4 separate regions of the Mus musculus genome follow, and all the other regions are linked to region 2. Evidence: chromatin loops called from intact Hi-C (ENCODE). Cell type or tissue: heart. All regions are shown on one strand.

The links. Peaks named below come from ENCODE experiments on the same cell type or tissue, not always from the same donor. Only the 100,000 strongest peaks of a DNase experiment are listed, where the experiment ranks them.
Region 1: a loop joins it to region 2, with 12 times the contacts of the local background. A loop is called at or near these places in 33 of 42 quality-filtered maps.
Region 3: it touches region 2 in a loop (2.2-fold over the local background); 3 of 42 quality-filtered maps call a loop at or near these places.
Region 4: it touches region 2 in a loop (3-fold over the local background); 2 of 42 quality-filtered maps call a loop at or near these places.

Annotation. Positions count from the first base shown.
Region 1 is chr4:103,143,550-103,148,549 of GRCm38, reverse strand. It overlaps Mier1 (MEIR1 treanscription regulator), which reads right to left. Exons shown (of 13, transcript NM_001039081.2): 8 at 100-251. Among named protein-coding and RNA genes, the nearest start is that of Mier1, 27 kb to the right of the region's middle. In heart, a CTCF peak has its summit at 2,003 (motif pointing right); no DNase peak of the experiment used is centred here.
Region 2 is chr4:102,985,148-102,990,147 of GRCm38, reverse strand. It overlaps Tctex1d1 (Tctex1 domain containing 1), which reads right to left and starts at 3,769. Exons shown (of 5, transcript NM_001163767.1): 1 at 3,562-3,769; 2 at 1,475-1,592. The coding sequence starts at 1,575. It overlaps Gm12709 (predicted gene 12709), which reads left to right and starts at 393. Exons shown (of 4, transcript NR_040444.1): 1 at 393-599. In heart, a CTCF peak has its summit at 3,038 (motif pointing left); no DNase peak of the experiment used is centred here.
Region 3 is chr4:102,716,874-102,721,873 of GRCm38, reverse strand. No RefSeq gene overlaps it. Among named protein-coding and RNA genes, the nearest start is that of Gm24869, 17 kb to the left of the region's middle. In heart, a CTCF peak has its summit at 2,149 (motif pointing left); no DNase peak of the experiment used is centred here.
Region 4 is chr4:103,310,922-103,315,921 of GRCm38, reverse strand. Oma1 (OMA1 zinc metallopeptidase) reads right to left here and starts at 2,076. Exons shown (of 9, transcript NM_025909.3): 1 at 2,039-2,076. It overlaps 4930456L15Rik (RIKEN cDNA 4930456L15 gene), which reads right to left. Exons shown (of 4, transcript NR_045887.1): 4 at 4,090-4,337. It overlaps Gm36523 (a long non-coding RNA gene), which reads left to right and starts at 2,200. Exons shown (of 6, transcript XR_867961.2): 1 at 2,200-2,450; 2 at 3,764-5,000. In heart, CTCF peaks have their summits at 1,563 and 2,253; a DNase peak (open chromatin) is centred at 2,121; H3K4me3 peaks cover 1,395 bases; H3K27ac peaks cover 896 bases.

The DNA of each region.
Region 1 (5,000 bases), 160 kb before region 2:
GTCAGTAGGCGCTGTAATAAGGGAGTCCCGGTGGACGAGCGCCCGCACTGAGGAATGCCCTTTATGAGGAGACCCACGGCGTTATCCTTACTCACGGACCTGCTCATTGTCTTTGATATGCGAGCCTTCAGGGATTGCTTCCACACCTTTCTCATCCCCTGTCCTTCTAGACGCATCCTTAAGAAAGACAACCACTTTCTCTTCTGGTAAACACTCTGGATCCCACAGAAGCTGATCATCATTTTCATACACTAAATTAAGAAAACAAATGTTAATCAAACTACCCCAAATTAACATAATTCATTCATGTAGGACATAGGAGACATATCACTAAACAAATAACTCCGATTTTTTAAAATGACATTTGTTTTCTCTGTATGTATTTGCATGTGCCACACCACACAAATGTCCCTACCCTGAGACAGTTCTCTTCTGTGTAGCCTCGACAATTCTAGAACTTGCTTAGTAGACCAGGCTGGCCTCCAATTCACCTGCCTCTGCTGGGATTAAGGGGGATACCACAACCACCCAGGAGCCAGCTCTTAGCACGTGGAGCTCACTGGTCATCAGGTTTGATGAGAGTGCCTTTACTCACAGAAGTGGCAGCCATAACTTTTTTTCTTTTTATGAGACAGGGTCTTGATATTGCATTCCAAGTTGGCCTCCAAGTTATGATCTTCCTGCCTTGGCTTCCCAAGTGATGAAAGTCAGCTGGGCAATGGCAGCACACACCCTGATTCCCAGAATTGGGAAAACAGGTAGATCAATGAATTAAGGGCCAGCCTGGGCTACAGTTTCAGAATAGCCAGATCTTCATAGAGAAATCCTGTCTTAACTGCCCCCCCTCAAGAATAAAGCCTAAATCTCAGCAAAATTAAAAATATAAAACTAGAACATGACCTAAGACAGTGCCTTATGAGGCTAAATGACACAGACACATGTAAAACCCAGAAGCCACAGCTTGAAATTGAATCAGTGCCACACTTGTGGTACTAGAAGAGCAAGACAAGTGCTTCCAAGAGTGACTTTCAAGCCTGGTTAAATCCTAGAGTGACCTGGGTTAGAAAGAAGCCTGCTGGGTTTACTAACAAGGACATGAGGATGTGCGGAGCCGAGCACTGGGAGGGACTGGAAAAGCAAATAGAAACTGAAATAAAACCAAAACTTTCTGACAATTCTGGATGGGAGAGGGAGATATGACAGTGTCAGCATAGCAGATTGGAAATCTAGTTCAACAAAGCTCGTAAGACCTTTGTTTTTAAAGACAAGAAACAAATACTTAAATCTCAACAGAAAAATCACTTGATAAAAATCTTTACAAGACACAGGATGGCTGTCAAAATACCTTGTGTTATAAAAAGGCATTAGCAGCTAATTAAGCAATTCTTCTATGATAGGCAACGTATCAATTGTTTCACATACACTACCTTCTTCCTCCATCTTCACACGTACTTTAAAAACCCACCTATTCCTGGTACTCTCAATATATACTTCTTCTTCTTTTTTTTTTTTTTAAGATTTATTTATTACATGTAAGTACACTGTAGCTGTCTTCAGACACACCAGAAGAGGGAGTCAGATCTTGTTGTGAGCCACCATGTGGTTGCTGGGATTTGAACTCCAGACCTTTGGAAGAGCAGTCGGGTACTCTTACCCACTGAGCCATCTCTCCAGCCCTATACTTCTCTTCTTAAAAGACAATATGGAAAGAAATGTTCTACCTTCTTTTTCTAACTGCTAAGCATAATAAAGGCCAAAACTGAAATATGTTGACTGCCTTGATAAGTGAATTTGGACAGAGTACTAAATTTCTGTTTTCTGTTCTGCAAAGGGAATTGAGTCCTCATTTTATGTTTTATAGGTTGTCTCATGTCTTCAAGAGTAAGTGAAGGGCTAGGTGTGTGAATCCCAGGATTCTCCTAGCTATATAACCTAGAAGATATTTTTGGAATCACTGACAATATTCTGTAAATCCTTAAACTGGGAAGAGGGCCGTCACCAGGTGGCGCCACATGACAAGTCAGCCTCCTTCCTGTGAGGCTGGCTGAACAGCGAGCTCTGATTATTTCAGAATAACACAATGCACTTTAGACAATTACAATAGAGTCACTAATAAACATGAGCTGCGAGCAACTGGAGCCTCTCTAAATCCACACTGCATAGGCAATATGCACACAAATGTAGTCTACGTGACAAACATCATACACTGGACATGAAGAATCGCGTGATAAACAGATAGTAAAATGAACCCACAGTACTTAACAGGTTCTATATCTGTGTACTTAATTAACAACAGGATGAAAATTTAAAAGAAAAAAGTTTGTGTCTGCACTGACCACAAAATTGTCTTTTGTTATTATTCCTTAAGAAGCAATCTGATTCATAGAGCATTTACATTATATAATAACCAAGAGATGAGTTAAACATAAGAGAGAGGATGTCCATAGGCTCTATTCAAATTCCATAGCAAGTCACATAAGAGAGTCACATATGTTTTGGTGTCCATGGGCCAAGGAAGAGGCAGTCTTATAGTCAACTCCCACAGAGAGCAAGAGAGGTGTACTTTGTCAAGCATAATTCACATAAAAAATGTAAATAAATGTTAATGAAGGTATAATCAAGGATATTTTTGTAACCAAAATAAATACAGGTTTCATAGGAAGATGCCTACTGAGTGTGTATCAGTAAGTTCTAAGGAGTGATATCCAGTGGGAAAGAGACCAATAAAGACAAATCCAAGGACAGACATACATTCTGCCATCTTTCTGGAGTCATCGTGGTGGTGGTGGGGTCTTTCATCTCTATAAAGGACTTCTGCAAGGAAATCAGAACCAGGCATGGTGGCACACACACCTGTAATCTCAACTACTTGGGAGCTTCAAGCAGGAAAATAGCAAGTTCTAGGTTAGCCTAGATAACAGATCAAGCTGTGTCTCAGCACTCAAGGGTTTACAACAAACAGGAGTGCACTAATCAACAATGTCTTTCACCAACTTCAGTTTTAACAGTGTAATGTGGAATAGTGGTATTTGCTTTATGTTTTCAGGATACACTACAAAGAATTAAATCTTTTATTTTTTTAAAGCCAGAATTTCTTTTTCAGTTATTAAACTTTCTTCATACAATACCTTCTACTCACATTATTTGCCCTCTCCTCAAAATGTGAACTTGTGAAACTTCAAGTTAAGGCAGAAGGTGCTGACCACCAGCTGCCTCTTGACAATGTCAGGGCAATGTCACTTCCCTGCATCCTGATGCTCTTCCTAATCCACGAAGTATACTTCATTTCTCAAATGAAAGCCAGGCATGATAGCACACATCTTTGATCCCAGCAATTGTGGGGCGGAGGCAGGGGATTTGCTGTGAGTTCCAGGCCAGCCTGGACCAGAGTGAACCCCTAAGAAACCCTATCTCAAAAAAGGAAAAGGCAGAAATAAAAAAGCTTCCCATCAAATTCATACCTTACTGCATATAAATTACACGCAACTAACTTCTAAAATCAGGAAAACATTAAGCCAGAATAGACATTATTTTTGTTTGTACGTTTGGTTGGTTTTGCTTTGTGTGTAGTTCTGTGGACTAGGCTGGACTTGAACTCACAGAGAGCCACCCGTCTCTGCCTCCCAAGGGTTGGAATTAAAGGTGTGCACCACTGCTGCCCAGCTGGACTAGGCAATAGTTTTAAAAGTAGAAGTTATTAATTTATTTACTATGATATTTGACTATATATATTAAAAGGTCAAGTACAAGACGAGATTATCCTTAATCATGATACCAAACTATTACGTTTTCCTTTCATCTACTAAAAGGCTTGTCTTGTATCCTAGGGAGTGAACCTAGGGCCTTTGTATGGTATGTACACCATACACAAAGTGTTTACCACTAAGCCACACTCTCAGCACTTAATATGAAACTTTCAAAATACAGGCATTACTTTCTTCGTAGCAAAAAAATTTAAGACACCTAATAAAATGAAACAAATATTTACCTTTCAGTTTCTCACTAACAAAAGAGAAGAACTCAGCTACTCAGCTGTGATTATGGCCTGCTATTATATAGTCACAGTACTTAAACTTCAATTATATACAGAAAAGCCAACAGACCATTCTTTTTTTTTTTTTTTTGTACATAATCATATAGAATATACCAAATTCCAGCACAGGACAAGGTGACTCCAGGCTGGTGCCCTCAATGGTTTTTCACATTACAGGGACTAAGTTGGACAAGCCTGCAAAGGCAAGGGTGAATGATATTGAAACACTGGCTACAAAACTTACTAGCTTGTGAAGTTTCCTACTTCTCACCTCTTGCAGGCAGGCAGAGCAGGTATATATTTAAAACAAAGTATCTAAGGGAGATGGTAAAAAGAAAATAACACCAAAACCTCCCCAATTCTAAGGTGCTCTGTGTAAAGCTGCAATGTGAACAGTGAAAAAGAAATGTACAATTGGCTCCAAGTCATGCCGCACTGTTTATGAACTCATACACAGTCTTTCTATAACCCACCTAAAAACGGTAGAAAAAACAAGAAAAACAAAAACCAAAACCAAGAAAAAAACCCCCACAGAATCCTCATTTATTTTATGTTATTAGATGTATGACTGGCCTTAGACTTTGATGTAAATGGTTAAAAAAAAAAACTTTTGAAATTTAAATATACAAGTAGTATTCCCAAATTATTTTAAAACACACAACAAAACATTCCTTTTTAGTAGTATTGAGTTTTAGAAGCAAATAACCAGTTGTTTAACATTTGGCTTTCAAATTGGTAATTGAAGTTATAAAGGCTAGAAACTACCAAGTTTAGGACATTTAAAATACAGAGAAACATGTTTTTAAAAGAGACTGGATATTTTATGGCACACACCTCCAGAATTCCCTTGTTTTCTGTCAGATTTATACAGAGAAAACTGGAAACAGTGATCATTATGACTGATATAACAGCTTCCTTTATAGAAGCCATTAAGAGTTATTTAATAGGCTATCATGTTCTTATCACA
Region 2 (5,000 bases):
TTACACTTGTGTAGCAAGGGCTTTACCTGCTGGGCTTCTCCCAAGCCTCTAGTGTCTTTTTCTTTGCACGGTAATCATGTAAATACTGTATGCTCTTTGTAAAACATGCAAAACACATGGAAAGGTGCAGAGTAAAATTACCTTACTAACCAGAGTGCTTAGGTAATGACTGTTAGTATTAAAAGAAGGTTTTCAGATATTTGATTTTACATTCATAATCCTATTTTGCTTGACACTGCATCTTAGTCAGAGTTAAAATATTAGCTTAATATACAAACATTTTGCATTTCCCTTAACCATTTCTTCTCCAGACCATTTAAATTGCTCCCAGTATGTCACTATTATCAGGGAACTTTGAATTAACATGTGGTAGGCATTGTCAGTTTCTTTCCAGTGTTGCTCATCTCCTTTCTTGGTAACAGAGCCCTAAATGGTGGGAACATTTCTGACTAAAAGAACGGCAAATTCTTGGTCCCTTTTTGTGCAGCTGAAGTTCTGTGGCTTACAAACCAGTGTGATGCAGCCAGCACTGACTGGGTAGGAATTTGAGAACGATTTCTCAGAACAAAACAACACAAGAAAACCCCAAACCGACAAACGTAAGTTAACCAGTAGGAGCTGGTCTTCAGTTTCCTCCATGACTAAAATGAGTGACGGAGGAGGGCAGGATCCCAGAGGCTGCTTGATTCCTAGACTGGATAAGAACAGCAGTGGCCTAGGTCTCTGAACTGCCCTTCTTTTATGTAGGAAAAAAATTCCATTTGGCTTAGGAGACTGTTTTGTATTTGTTTTAAAATGGTATTACCAGGAACATTAGATGTTACTGATAGACACTGTTGAAACAGACTCCACTAGAAGATCAGTGGGGTCAGCTGTGTGAAGGGAGCTTGCTGTCAGTTTTGTTGGGGGAGATGAGGCCTAGCGAAGACCCTAGCTGCTTTACTAGAAGCCTGGCTGCCTTGATCACAGAGAGGAAAATGCCTGGGTAACCTCTTGCTTTCTTTTTGCCTTTTCAAGGCTGACCATGTCTCCAGTGGACTACAACTTCAGGAAGCTTTTTTTTTTTAAAGTTTAACTTTATAATTTTTAAAGTGGTGTTTGTGTATGTATGTATGTGTGTGTGCATGTCCTCAGGTGACCATGGAAGCCGGAGACATTGGGTCCCACTAAAACGGCAGTGGAAGGTGGCTGTGAGCTGATGTGGGTGCTGGGAACTGAGTTTGGCTCTTCTGGCAGACCAGTGCGTGCTCCATTTCTCCAGCCTGATTCTTTTTTACTTTTGAGCTTCGTGTTTATGTTTGTTTCTTTTCCAGATTGAAGACTGTAGTGTGTTGAATGAGAATGTTGCTCAGAGGCATTCGAACCTCTGGCCCCCAGCTGGTGGCAGTGTTAGGGGGAGGTTGAGGAGGTCTGGCCTTTGGTGGAGGAGGCCTGTCACTGCTGATGGGACTTTGAGAGCTAAGGCCATACTCACACGTTGTTCTCTCTGCTCTGTGCCTGTGCTCCATGACGTAAGCTTTCAGCACCCTGCTCCAGCCGCTGTGCCTGCTGCTTGCTCCCATGTGTCTGTGCCATGATGGATAGTTACCCCTCTGGAACCACAAACTCAGATAAACCTGCCCTTCTATAAGATCAAGGTGTTTTAGCACAGCAACAGAAAAGGAAATAACTCAAGGATAGGAGGTAGGGCTTCCCTGAGGCTAAGCAAGCCCCTTACTCATCCTAAAGAGCCAAGGTCTGATAGTTATAGGTTAGCATGTGAGAGACTGGACATGGAGAGCTGGAAGAGAATATGGAGCCAGGCAGTGGTGGCACATGCCTTTAATCCTAGCACTTGGGAGGCAGAGGCAGGAGGATTTTTGAGTTCAAGGCCAGTCTGGTCTACAGAGTGAGTTCCAGGACAGCCAGGGCTATGCAGAGAAACCCAGAAAAAAAAAAGAAAAGAAAGAGAATACAGAAAATTTAAAATATATTCCTCACTTGAGTGATGGGTGACTTAAGAGGTATTAACAGTGGTTGCAGCATGAGCAAGAAACATGGAAGTATAATATGGGCTAGTTATATTTTCCTTTTACTTTTATTTTCTGTGTTATTTTTATTTTTGGTAGCTGGATCTTTAGTCTACAGGTATGTCTGTGTGAGTCATGCGAACTCTTGGTGCCCACAGAGGCCAGAAGAGGGTGTCAGATCACTTGGGGCTGTGAGCTGCCTTATAGGTGCTGGGAAGCAAACCCTGGTTCTTTGAAAGAGCAGCCAGTGTTTCTTGCACTGAGTTATCCCTCTAGCCCCTTGGTACAGTTTTTAGAAATTGAGGAGTTCCTATATTTTAAAAGCATGGGCTTATCAATGAAGTCCAGAACACTGGCTTACACAAAGAGGCTCGAGGCATTTGTATTGCTAAAGACAAGCACGTGATCTGCTTATTAAATGCATTTAAGCTTTCAACTGCAGGCATAAATACAATAAACATATTGGCTACATGTCCCAACACTACAAGTGGATGAAGTCCAGTTCTGTGATCCAACCTGCCGAGCTAATCCTTTCCGACACCTAGTCTCATTGCCTAGAGAATGCTGCAGTCAATCTTATCTTAATTAATTGAGACAGTGTCTTGCTGTGCAGTGCTGACTGGCTTGGGGTTTGCTCGGTAGACGAGGCTGGCCTCCAACTCTCTGTGATCCTCCCCACCTTTGTTCCTCAAGTACTGGCATCAGGCATGTGCTGAGAATCTGATCTAAAAACTGGTGTAAGCATTCAACAAACACATTCACAGTAGGGGAAAAGAGAAAAGAGAAGTATATCTTATATAAAGGTATTTTAAAATCAAAATATGTATAGTTTCATGTAAAAATCCAGGCTGTGCTTGGAAGTACATGAGCTACTTTTGAGGACAGAATTGTATTCAGGTTTCTTGAAATAAGAGTTACTGTTGAGAACAAACATAAATTCCTGGGCTTTGTAACTGGTGGCCACCCATGTCCATAAGAGGGCCTTCAGGAAGGATGGGGAAGCGCGTCATTAAAGTCATGTGCTGCCCTCTAGTGGATAGATAGACATTGCAGTGCACAGAGAAAAGAAGGCTATAGGTTCTGTGGGTTTTTTTGTTTTTGTTTTTTTTTAATTTTTAAAAAAGCTTTTAAACAAAAATTTATGGCCTATGATGTGTCAGAGTCCAGAGTGATGGTCACACAAAAGATGCATTTAAAATTAAATATGCTCCTGGAATATGATATATAGAGAAAGATACAATATACAGAGACTTGCTTAACTGGGGACTAAGACTATCTATGGATTTTTTTTCCCCTTCTGATTATGTTTAAAACCTAAAGCATGCCAGCTCATTTCCTAGCAGTAAATGGTGCGTCTTTGTGGAAGTCATGCAGTTTCATGATATCTTATCCCAATTGGCCTATCTTTTTAGAAGGCTATAGTGGAAACAGAAGTTGAAAACCTTCACAAATTAAAGAAATGAGAAAACAGTAGAAGGTATCGTCTTGTGGGAAGCTTTTTTTTTTTCCCCAAGAGTAAGGGTGTTTTTCGAAGGACACAGAATATACCTACCTCCCATGAACAGTCAAGCCCTGGACTGACAGATGTAAAACCTAGCACAGGAGACTGGCAGAACAATCATAGGTGTGGGTAAAAGCGCAGGGCCAGCTCTTGACGTGGTGGGCTACTGTTCATCTGAGAGGAACGGAACTGATGGTCAAGGCCAGACGATAGACATCTCCTGCAGGGCCTGAAGGAGGCATGGTTTCAAAGCCACACTGCAATCAGGAGAGGTGATGCTGGATGTGTTTGAGGCCTGGCTATGTCACATGACTGTGACGTCATTAACGAGGGGTGTGGCCAGCCCTGCCATATTTCCAGTGCAGAGGAAACCCTTACTCTCCTCCTTGTTCTTCCTTCCTTCTTCTCCCTTCCTTTCGTTTTTGGAATAGATGCAAATGGACTTTTTCAATAAGAAAGCTAAAATAAAGCTTGCTTTGTACCAAACACTTGAATAAACACTTTTCCTAGGTTGTAAATTCATCTTACAAGTCACTCCGGACTTACTATATAATGGACTTGTAAGCAGAATTTATTTTAGAGCAAAAAAGACTTAATTACTTAAGAATTCACATAATGCAATAATAACTGCTCACTCACTGATCAAAATAGTCCATGAAGGACAGTTTTGTGCGCAGGTGCTGTTCTGTCTTTGAGATGTCATACTAGGAGATATGAAAGGAATTAAGCTGTCTGCCTCTACAGAACTTAATGTTTTATTTTTATTTTATTTATTTATATATTATTAATGTCCAGATGATGTGTGCACTAAACAGCTGGATCTATTTTTATTCTCACTGCCCTCAGCAATGTTTGCTATTCTGTCTGCCAGCATTTTGCTATCAGCACGGGTGTAGAAGACACCTTGCTCTAAGTTACGCATCTCTGGTTTTCCAGTGTGCTTGTGTAGCTCTTCTTACTCTGCTTGGCCTTTAGACTCCCCTTGTGGGCACTGCCATCTCCTCTGACTCTATTTAAAACTGGCTTCCCCTTTTATTGTTAACATGCAACGCTATACCTGTGGATAGATATTCTAGCAGTTCTCTAACTATATTATTATATACGTTGTGAAAATACTTCATTTTGTTGATGTTCTACTTACCAAAAAAGTTTTAGTTTTCTTTTGTGGTTTATGTTTTCGTGTTGGGATTCGTAGTGTGTAATTACGACCCCAACGCTTGGGAGGCTGAGGTGGAGGCGTATGGATTCAAGATTCAAGGAGAGGATGGGGCGGTGGCAGCAGTGCTGGTGGTCTGTAGTGCGTGGGGGCGGGGCTTCCTTACTCGCAGTCCAGACAGGCTCTCCTATGCTTTTTTCTACCTGCTTTACGCTTTCCAGCTTCCCATTCTCTGCCTTCCTTCTGGACTATGCCTGTGTAAATGGTACCAGGTACCAGACCTGCTTCCTCTCTAAAACCATCTGTCAGACACAAGAACTAAAAGCCCTCAAAA
Region 3 (5,000 bases), 270 kb after region 2:
ACTTGAGGTTTCTGTTCTTTCCTTTCTTCCCTTCATCCCTCCCTCATTCCCTTATCCTCTCTCCTTCCCTCCCACCTCCCCTCTGTGTGTAAGTGCGTGTGAGTGTGTGTGTAGGTGGTGATGGAGTAAGTGTGTGTGCGTGCTTGTGTGAGTGGTGGTAGAGTCGACATTAGATGTTTTCCTTTGTTACTTCCTGCCTTAGGTTTTGAGGCAGAATCTTTTACTGAACTCCAAACACCCTAGCTCTGTGCTAGGGTTATAGAGATGCCCAATGAAATGCAGCTTTTATGTGAGCACTGGGATCTGAACTTAGATCTTCACGCTTGTTCAGTGAGCACTTTACTGACTACAACATCTCCCCAGTCTGAGATTTCAATTCTTAGGCAATATATTTTTAACACTCCATGTATGTTACTATTAACAATGGCTTCACTTTAGCTTGATATCAACAGTGTGTGTGTGTATGTGTATATATATATATATATATATATATATATATATATATATATATATATATATGTTTATACATTCTAACAGATGTACAGTGGCAGAGAAGTCATATATATAATATGCATATATATATACACATATATATCATACATTTTCATTTAAAATGTAATTACTTAGGTTGTGAGAATCAAGCATGTTTATTGTGGTGCTCATATTCACTTACTGCTAAAAAAAAAGATTATGGACCCATTTGCATGTAGAAAGACTCTTCAATGATTTTCTACTGAAAGTACATGCATATAAATGTATATATGTTCTTTGTACATACACACACACGGGAGGGGGAGCTGGATTAGTGAATTATTAAGTGGATTTTTATTTTCAAGTTGATTAACTATTGCTAACTAGTTCTCAGAATAGGCTCTATCCATTACTCTCCACGAGAGGGACACACCCTTCCCAGCATTGGTTAGTACTAGATTTTTTAACATTTACCTCAGTAAGGGTTGGTTTTAATTTGCTTTGAGCATCTCTTTATCCTCCTGCTCGACAAACTGCTATGCATATATAGTTTGCCCTTTTAGGCAATATAGTTATTTTGTTTTCCTTACTCAACTGTAATAGCCATTGGTGAATTTCAGTTATGTTTACTCTGAATAATTTTCCTGGTGTAAATGTGTCTTTTCCCTAATTTCTTATTGTCTTTTGTAAACATACATGTTTAATTTTACTGTAGTTGAGTTATTCCCAGCCTTTCCTTTGTGCTGATTGAGAAAAAGATTTACTTACTTCATGTCTATGAGTACGCTGTTGCTGTCTTCAGACACACCAGAAGAGGGCATCAAATCCCATTACAGATGGTTTTATGAGCTACCATGTGGTTGCTGGGAACTGAACTCAGGACTTCTGGAAGAGCACCCAGTGCTCTTAATGGCTGAGCCATCTCTCCACCCACTATGGATGTCTTTTGAGTCTGGTTTAATGGCACTTTCCTGTCCAAGATAGTGTCCTATATTCTAGATTGCAAATGTGATTTCTCCTAGAATTCAGACTTTGTTCTATTTGGTAGAAATTTATTTTTAATTAAAAAATTCTAATTATTTTTTGAGAATGCCATATATGTTTACAATGTGTTTTGATGAAATTCACCTTCAGTCCCTCCCCTCTAACTTCTCCCCTGAAACCACATCTTCCTCTTATGTTCGTGTCCTTCCTCTTATGTTCATGTATGTCCTTTTTAACCACTGAGTTCAATTGGTGCTATGAGGACATGTTGTGGGAATGAGATCATTTACTCTATCTTGGGCAACTACCACAGCTGCATTTCAGAAGAAAACCAATACTCCCTCTATTGGCAACCACCAACTACCAAGAACTCCTCAGCTAGGATGGAGCTTTGTGGGTCTCTCCACCATCCACATTTGTATTTTTATTGGCTTGATCTAATGTAGGTAGTGTGCACAGCCACAGCCAGTTGAGTTCTTGTGTGCAAGGTGACTATCATGTCCAGAAAACACTGCTTTGCAACAGTTCTGAGCAATCTCTGGCTCTTACAATCTTCTAGCTCCATCTTTTTCCATGATCCCTGAGCCCTGAATGGAGGAGGTGTGATACCCATGCCCCATTTACACTGAGCCCTCCACAGTTTTCTTATTCTCTGCAGTTTAACCAGTATGGAGCTCTGTATTAAGCGCCATCTACTGGCAGTGACATTTTATGTTTGTACAAGGTAAGAATCAAATTTCAATTTTCCCAAGCAAATCACATTGTCCCAACACTTGTACCATGTCTTTTGCTGTCTGTCATCTTTCAATATCACTAAAATACAGTCTATGTCTTTGTCCTTTCTATTTGATTCCACTAGTCTATGTCTCTGCTATGATTTAGAGAAATGTCTTCAAAGGTCCTTGTACTAACATCTTGGCTTCCAGGGTGCTACTACTTGGAGGTAGTGGATCCTCAGAGGTGGGTCCTAAGGAGAGGTCCTGAGGTTGCTGGGTTAGATCCTGCTTTCTGGTTGTAACATCAGCTGCTGTGATTGGTCACATGACCCACCATTGACATCCAATGCCCCCAGCAGAAGCCCCAACTCATGGAATCAGTCAGTCCTAAACTAGACTCTCAAAACTTGTGAATCATATAGGCATTTTCTCTTGTTGGTTAATTATTTTGAGTATTTTTGAACAGTGATACAAAGCTGAAATAATACTATCTCTTCACAGACTACCCTGCATTAGTCAACATAACTTAAAATAACATGCTAACACCCTTCTTAGAATTATTTTGAAACTTGCGTATTCATGATCCCTTGCTCCTCAATATTAAGTTATAACAAGTAATACATATTTAGTGGCTCAAGCAACAGAAATTTATATTCATACAGCTCCGGAGTCCAAGATTAAGGGTTTGGTTCCCCTTTGAGGTTCGTGAGAAAAATGTTTGCTTCAGATACTCTTGACTTAAAAATGGCATGTTCTACTCAGAGTGTCTTCATGTTATCTTTTCTTTATCCTTGTCTATTTTCAGATTTTCCTTTTTTATGAAGGTACTTTGACAGTAGAGTAGTGGCACCGAAATGGGGCATCATGATTACCAGATGAAAGAATCAAGTTGGCATAAAGACTAAAATTCCTCTCTACCCCTACAACAGCAATGAACAGCAAATACAAGACGAGGTCATGAGAAAGTAGTTCTATGTAAACATAGGATGGTAAACTCAGGTGGTCTGAGCTCTTGAGCTCCTATGGTCCCTGCTCAGCAGCTCGTTTCTACTCTTGAGACTACCACTCCCCTTCCATAATACAGGACCACTGTCTCTATCAACATCCATAGGTTCCTGGTCCAGCTCATTGTTCCAGGATACAGAATCCTGGGGATTTTTGCAGAGGTGCTTCAGACTCGGATCCATACTTACTAAAATCACTAGTCATGTTGGGTTGGGGCCTGTACCAATGACCTCATTGCAACTGTGTCACCCCTCCATTGATCCTTTCCCCTAAAACACTAGCATTCTGGGGTTGCTACATGTTAGAATTTAATACAGTATTTTAAGGAGAACACTAAATAGCCGATTATAATCTGTGCTGGATAGTTTCATGTCAACTTGACACAAGCTCAAGTCTCCATAAGATCAGGTTATAGGTAAGGCTCTAGGGTGTTTTCTTAATTATTGATTGATGGAGAGTTCAGCCTATTGAGAGTGGTACCATATTTAGACTTGTGGTCCTGGGTTCTATAAGAAATCAGGCTAAGCAATCAATAATGAGCAAGCCTGTAAGCAGCATCCCTCCATGGCCTCTGTATCACTTCTTTCCTCTAGGTTCCTGCCCTGTTTGAGGTCCTGTCTTGGCTTCCTTTGGTGATGAACAGTGATTTGGAACCATAAGTCAAACAAATTCTTTCCCCTCACAAGTTGTTTAGCTATGGTGTTTCATCACAGCAATGATGACCCTAACTAAGACACAGCCCATTAAGTTATATGAAGACCTTCGGTGGGATTTTATTATTCATTTTATTTGAGGTGAGGAGATGGAGGGAATCTATCTTAAAATCGGTGAACATTTACTTAGGTCTTTAAAGCCTTTCAACAAACATCCATATTTTTCACATAAAAATCTTGCATATATTTTGATATATTTATTTTTAGCGTTTTTTCACTTTAAGTGCCTATATACAAAGAACACTTTTAAAATATATGCAAATATATTTCCTGTTTATGCATGGTTTTGTGTGTGTGTGCACTGTATGCCTATATCTATGTATTTTCCCCATCTCAGAGTAAGTAACTCACCCTGTGCAGCTATAAAAATCTCAGTGTAATTTTAGGTATCTGAGCTAACACCTCAGCTGCTTCCCCATCTCCTTCTGAAGTTTGCATTTAAAATTCCTCTGCTGCTTTCTAAACCCAATGCGTAAATTTATTGGTTCAATTTGTGAGGTGGACTTTTCCATTCACAAGCAATCGTAAATCTTGAAATAAACAATTTTTCTATATAAAAATGATCTCTGGGTAAATTAAAGCAGCAGGCCAATACTGATGGCCCAGGATCTCACTCAGCTCAGCTCTCTAAGCCGTGCTTGCAGCACCTTAAGCAATGCTTCAGCAAGACTCCACATTCAGCAAGATCTCTCTCTTCTGTGAGACCTGTGCAGCTGCTCACAAAGGATTCCTGCCAAGAATCTGTGAGTGGCAGGGTACTGATTTGACAGTGAATGATGGTTTCTGTGAACAGTGAACATGCAATGTATTTCAGGCATCGTTTTAAGTATTTTACACATTTTATCTCCTTTAGGTGCCCACCAACAGTCTTATGAACCTGAAGACATAAATGTCCAAAAAGACACAAGGAACGTAAGTTGCTTGTCTTGAACACCTGATATTTCTCCTATGCATATTTAAGCCACGACATAGTGTGTTTTTATATTGTGAGGAATGGGAATCTGGGAGAGATTGTGTGGGCCTCTCCAGCAAACAGGTGTTCCTCAGAATATTGAAAGGTTATTTTGAAAGAAAGGTGGCTGCTGTATGGATTTATCTCTTATGATTCTCT
Region 4 (5,000 bases), 330 kb before region 2:
AATTTGTACTCTGCTTCATTTTTATTAAAATGAATAAGAGGACAGCTCTGCACAGTGCGGGTTAGTGTGATAGATGCAGGCAAGCTGCAGCAAGGCCAGGCAGATGTGAACAGTCACACAAAGGAGGCCCAACTATATAACAAAATTTGTTTTTTATGTTGCCAAATGTTACAAACGTTTCTGCAAACGCTACAAATTCAGTCTTAATGTGAAATTTACCTATTTTAAAATGTTGCCAACCAAATTAATAAAAGTTGATCATCTTAACCAAACATTCCTGTATCTCATTGGTTAAGGATTGTTTTAGTCATTGATTCATTAATTCATTGATAAATCATTATAGGAATGAATGCTACAAGTCAGACGCCACTCTGTGTAGCAGATAAAAAGCAAAGACAAGACAAAAATGCCTGCCCAATCAGTAAAGCTAGTAAAGACAAACACACGAATAGATACAGATATAAGTCTTATAAAAAGCCTACGTGAAATTCAGGGGGCAGAACGGTGTTTATGAGGAATCCAGTATTTCCTCTTTCTGGGCAATTTAAGTGTTTACAGGGTATGTTACTTTGTGAATCCTAAGCCAAGCAAGCTCTTCTGTAATTTCCACTGGTTATCTGTGAGCTTTTCAATAAACTTCCTAATGTTGCTTCCAGCTTCCCAGTTCCAAAGGCACCTTCTCCAAGCCTCCTTCATCCACTGCTAAATGACAGAACATCTAGTGTATAGATATCCCCCCTCAGAAAATAAACTCTCTTCCAAATGTCATGCACCCTATTCGAACTGCTGGGATCTATCTGCTCATGAGAAAAGTGCTCATTTCAGAGCAGGTGCAAACATATTTAACGTAGTCTACCCATAGAAGGTAAAAACAAAAGCTCCAAACACTAGGTACATAATTAAAATCATTAGCATTTCTAACACTGGCAATCAAGTGCCATCCAGAATAGAAACCGTAGTTGTTAATCCGTAATCACTGATTAATCCTTCAAAAAAAAAATGTTTTTAATGGGGAAAGAAATCTGTTTATACATTTTCAAAGAGCCAGTCACTACACTACACAGCACCTAAGAAGAACTGGGACTGACGTGTGCTCTTCAAAGAACTGTGGCAGGCCAACAAACATAGCTGGCAGACTTGTAGGATTAGGAAATTAATGATGTGAGAAAATTACACAATTTGGATTGCTAGCCTCTAAGAACATTTCAAACCCTTAGTTCTTCAAGTGCCATCTCAGAATGAGCAAGTAGTGCGCACTCACTCGCACTCACTGCTGATGGCTAGGAGACAGTTTTAACAACTCTTACTGAAAACTACAATTTCTTCTCTAGTTTCTATGGAAACAGCTGTCAGATTGGCAAAAATAGGACATGCACTTTAAAATAATCATTCCAGCTAAGTACACATGATGGACAGCTTCTTAAAAAAAAAAAAAAAAAAAAAAAGTAAGTTATCAGGGTTGGCTCTTAAGCTTCCAAATGTCACACCGCACCCCTGCATCTTGGCTCGGGATGATGCCTATGAAGTTAAATCCTTTTAAGAGGGCTCCAAGACCTTGAGAGACGCTAGGAGGCGATGAACTCCTAAATTCCAAATGTGGGGTTTTCATCTGCTGGGACTAACATTTCTGGCGGAGGTTTGCCCCAGCACAGTTGCTCCCCGTCACACCGCGAGTGCTAAGTATTATAACAAGTGATCCTTGAATACAAGTTTTTGAGGAAACCAATGAGCTCCCTGGAACTGCTCCGACTGCGCTAATGCTGCGAGCTGGGGCAGGAGAGCATGTGTCGCTCTGCACAAGGACGAGCGGCGAGGCGGAGGGGAGACCCGCACAGGCCAGACCGGCAACGCCTGGAGGAAGCGCCGCTTAGGAGGAAGCCACCACCCGAGGCGGGAGGCAAACTTCCAGAAAGCTCCACCCACCGAGCCGTTCGCCTCGTCCGGCACGGCCTAGGCCCACCGCGGTCCCCGAATCCCCCGGGCCCCGCTCCCCTCTCCGCCCTCCCCGCCCCGCTCTGGAAGAACGCCGAGCCGTCACCGTGAGCGCGCACTGAAGCCACAGCCCGAGCGGAATCCAACAGCCGGCTCCGCGCAGGCGCACACCTTTCCCAAGCCCCGCCCCCTCACTTCCTGCCCTGGGGACCTCTCCGGCGCTTTTTGCTCCGCCCTTGTGAGAGCCAAGTCCGTTTCCCCAGTCCCAGTCCTGGCCGGCTGCGGCTGTACGGACTGTGGCGCCGTCTCGCCCCCGTGTGGTGGGAGGAGGATAGCCCAGATTTAAGCTACCTGCCAGGAACTCTACACCTCCTTGGTACTTGGCATGGCTGTGTTGGATCCATGCAAAACCGTGCCTGCTGTAGTTTCTACACCAGTTCTGCCAAAAGGAAAGCGATTCCAGGGGCTGCTGGAGAACTATGATGCCTTGACTTGAAGCTGCACTGATCATTCTGATCGTAGGTATAACATTAACTCCAGCATCCCGATTACTTACTAACAATCATCCCTCAGTCCTAGATAAAGGTGCATAAAAATAAGACTAAATATGAAAGACTGTTTCACCATGATCGCTCTAGGACACCAGACTTATAAGTGGTCAGCAGTATTCATGACAACAGCTCCTGGAGTGTCCTAAGACCAGATTTCATTGTGGGAATGTTTTACAAAGGAGTGTGAATACTGGCAGGCATGATTCTGTGGGAGCTGCAGCTACCCACCAGAGCCAAAAAAAAAAAAGATGCTTTGTGATTATATGAATTATTCTGGTTTTCTAATAGGCTACCTAAGACACACATTAAAGATAAAAATACTATTTATGTATTCAACTATTTATGTATTCAACAAATATTTATCTAATGTGTGACAGACACTTCATGGTGGTGATCAATATCATATGGTTACTGCAAGGAAGACATCATGAAGCAGGGATTGACAAAGGTGGACAGAGAGCATGACTACACTGAAGGTTTAGGCGTATTCAATCCATCACATCCGCTAGATGGGCTGTGGAAATATTTATAAGCAGTCATAGAGTGAACATGGTTCTACAACCCAATGGGAGCTGGGAACATAACTAGCAGAGTCACCAGTAAGGAAGAGATGAGTCAGACCTTGGGTACCATTGAGGAAAGGGGTAGATGGGTTAAGAGAAAATAGAAGTTGGGAGACAGAACCCTAGAGAACTTAAACATTTTAAAACTCAAACGAGGGCATGGTGGTTTATCTCTTCAGTTCTACCATTTAAGAGGCTGAAACCAGAAGATGACTTTGAATTCAAAACCAGGTTGGCAGATTCCATGGTCAATCCCAGGTCAGCATGGTCTACAGAGTAAGACTCTGTCTTAAAACCTAAAAAAACAAAAACAACAAAAAACAACAACAACAACACAACAAAAGTAAGAAGAGAATTAGATAGATAGAGAAAGCCAAAAGGAAGGGAAGGGGGTTGGGGTGAGTATTCAGTATGCTATAATTAATGGTAACTTACCAATACTTAACTTCATTTAAAGATAGTGATATTTTTCTGGGTATAGTGACACACCCTTCTAGTCCCAGCTCGTGGAAGACTGGGGCAGGAGAAGATCAATGATAACTGGCTGAGACATTTTATGAGCCATTTACATAGTGCCTGCCAGCCCCCTCATTTATATGTTAGACATGTAGACATGTTTTGTTTCTTACATGTAGTTCTTGGTCATGGATGAAAATGAGGTTCCAGTCTCTGACATTGGTCACTTCCTTTTTTTCAATATTTATTTCCTTACATAAGTGTTTTGTACGTGTGTAAGTCTGCACACCGGAAGAAGGCATCAACGATGAATTGCTATGTGGTTGCTTGGAATTGAACTCGGGACTTCTGGAAGAGCAGCTGTGCTCTTAACCACTGAGCCATCTATCAAGCCCTGACATTGGTCACTTTCATATGCTTATCTTTCTTAAAGGACTTCAGCTCTGTATTTTTGTTGGTGGTTTTGGTTTTTTATAATATAAGATTTCTGTTATTTGAGAATTTCATATATGCCTATAATGTATTTCTATTATATTCCAGGATGACCCCATATTCCCTTCACAATTTCGTGCCCTCTTTTTTTTTTTCAGTAACCCACTGAGTTTAATTAATGTGGCCCATACACACATGTGGGGTGGGAAACCCAATGAGTGATTGACCTACCAGAGAACACCCTCTACCACCACCTCCCCAGTGGGGAGGGGAACCCCCTCCTCCAGCAGCCGTCAATAGCTCCCATGCAGAGTCAGTGGTCTTCATCTGAGCCCCTTCCACTCCATGCTGGACCATTGACTGGCTTGGTCTTCTGCAAGTCTTACACAGGCTCCCACAGCTGCTGTAAATACAATGGTCCTGTCATATTTAGATGACACTGTTTCTCCCCAGTCTGCCCTGACCTCTGACTCATACAATCTCCCCACCTCCTCTTCAGTGATATTCTCTGAACCTTAGAGGAAGGCGTATGATGTAGATGTCCCCATTCGTGTCTGAACAAATCACAGCCACTTGCTCTTTGCACTCTGAACAGAGCACAGGTGATATGGAGGAACAAACAGACAGATACTTGGGGAAGGGGTGGGAAGAGAAGACAGAGGAAGATGTGGAGAAATGGATAATTAACATTGGGATGCTTGGGGGAGAACATGGAAACCTCGACAAACTTCTTAAATATGTACTTAAATGGAGCTACCCAACACCGTGGAAAATGTTCTTTCCAGAAGTCACAAATAAACTACCCACTGACAGGTATGGATATTCCCCTTGAGTGGTTGGACTTGGGACTCCCAGAGACCCCTCAAACACAGGCTATTGACATTGCTTTTGGTTTCTCACCAGAACTTGATAAGACCCTATTGCAGAAGATATCACACATTTTGATGACAAAACTTAGAGAAATCCACCTGTGCTGACCTAGAAATCCTTCCCTGCTGGATAGCTTTCATAGTTCTGGAGTGCTGGGGGAGAGAAGCCATCAACAAGGTTGTGGGGCAAGTGGACT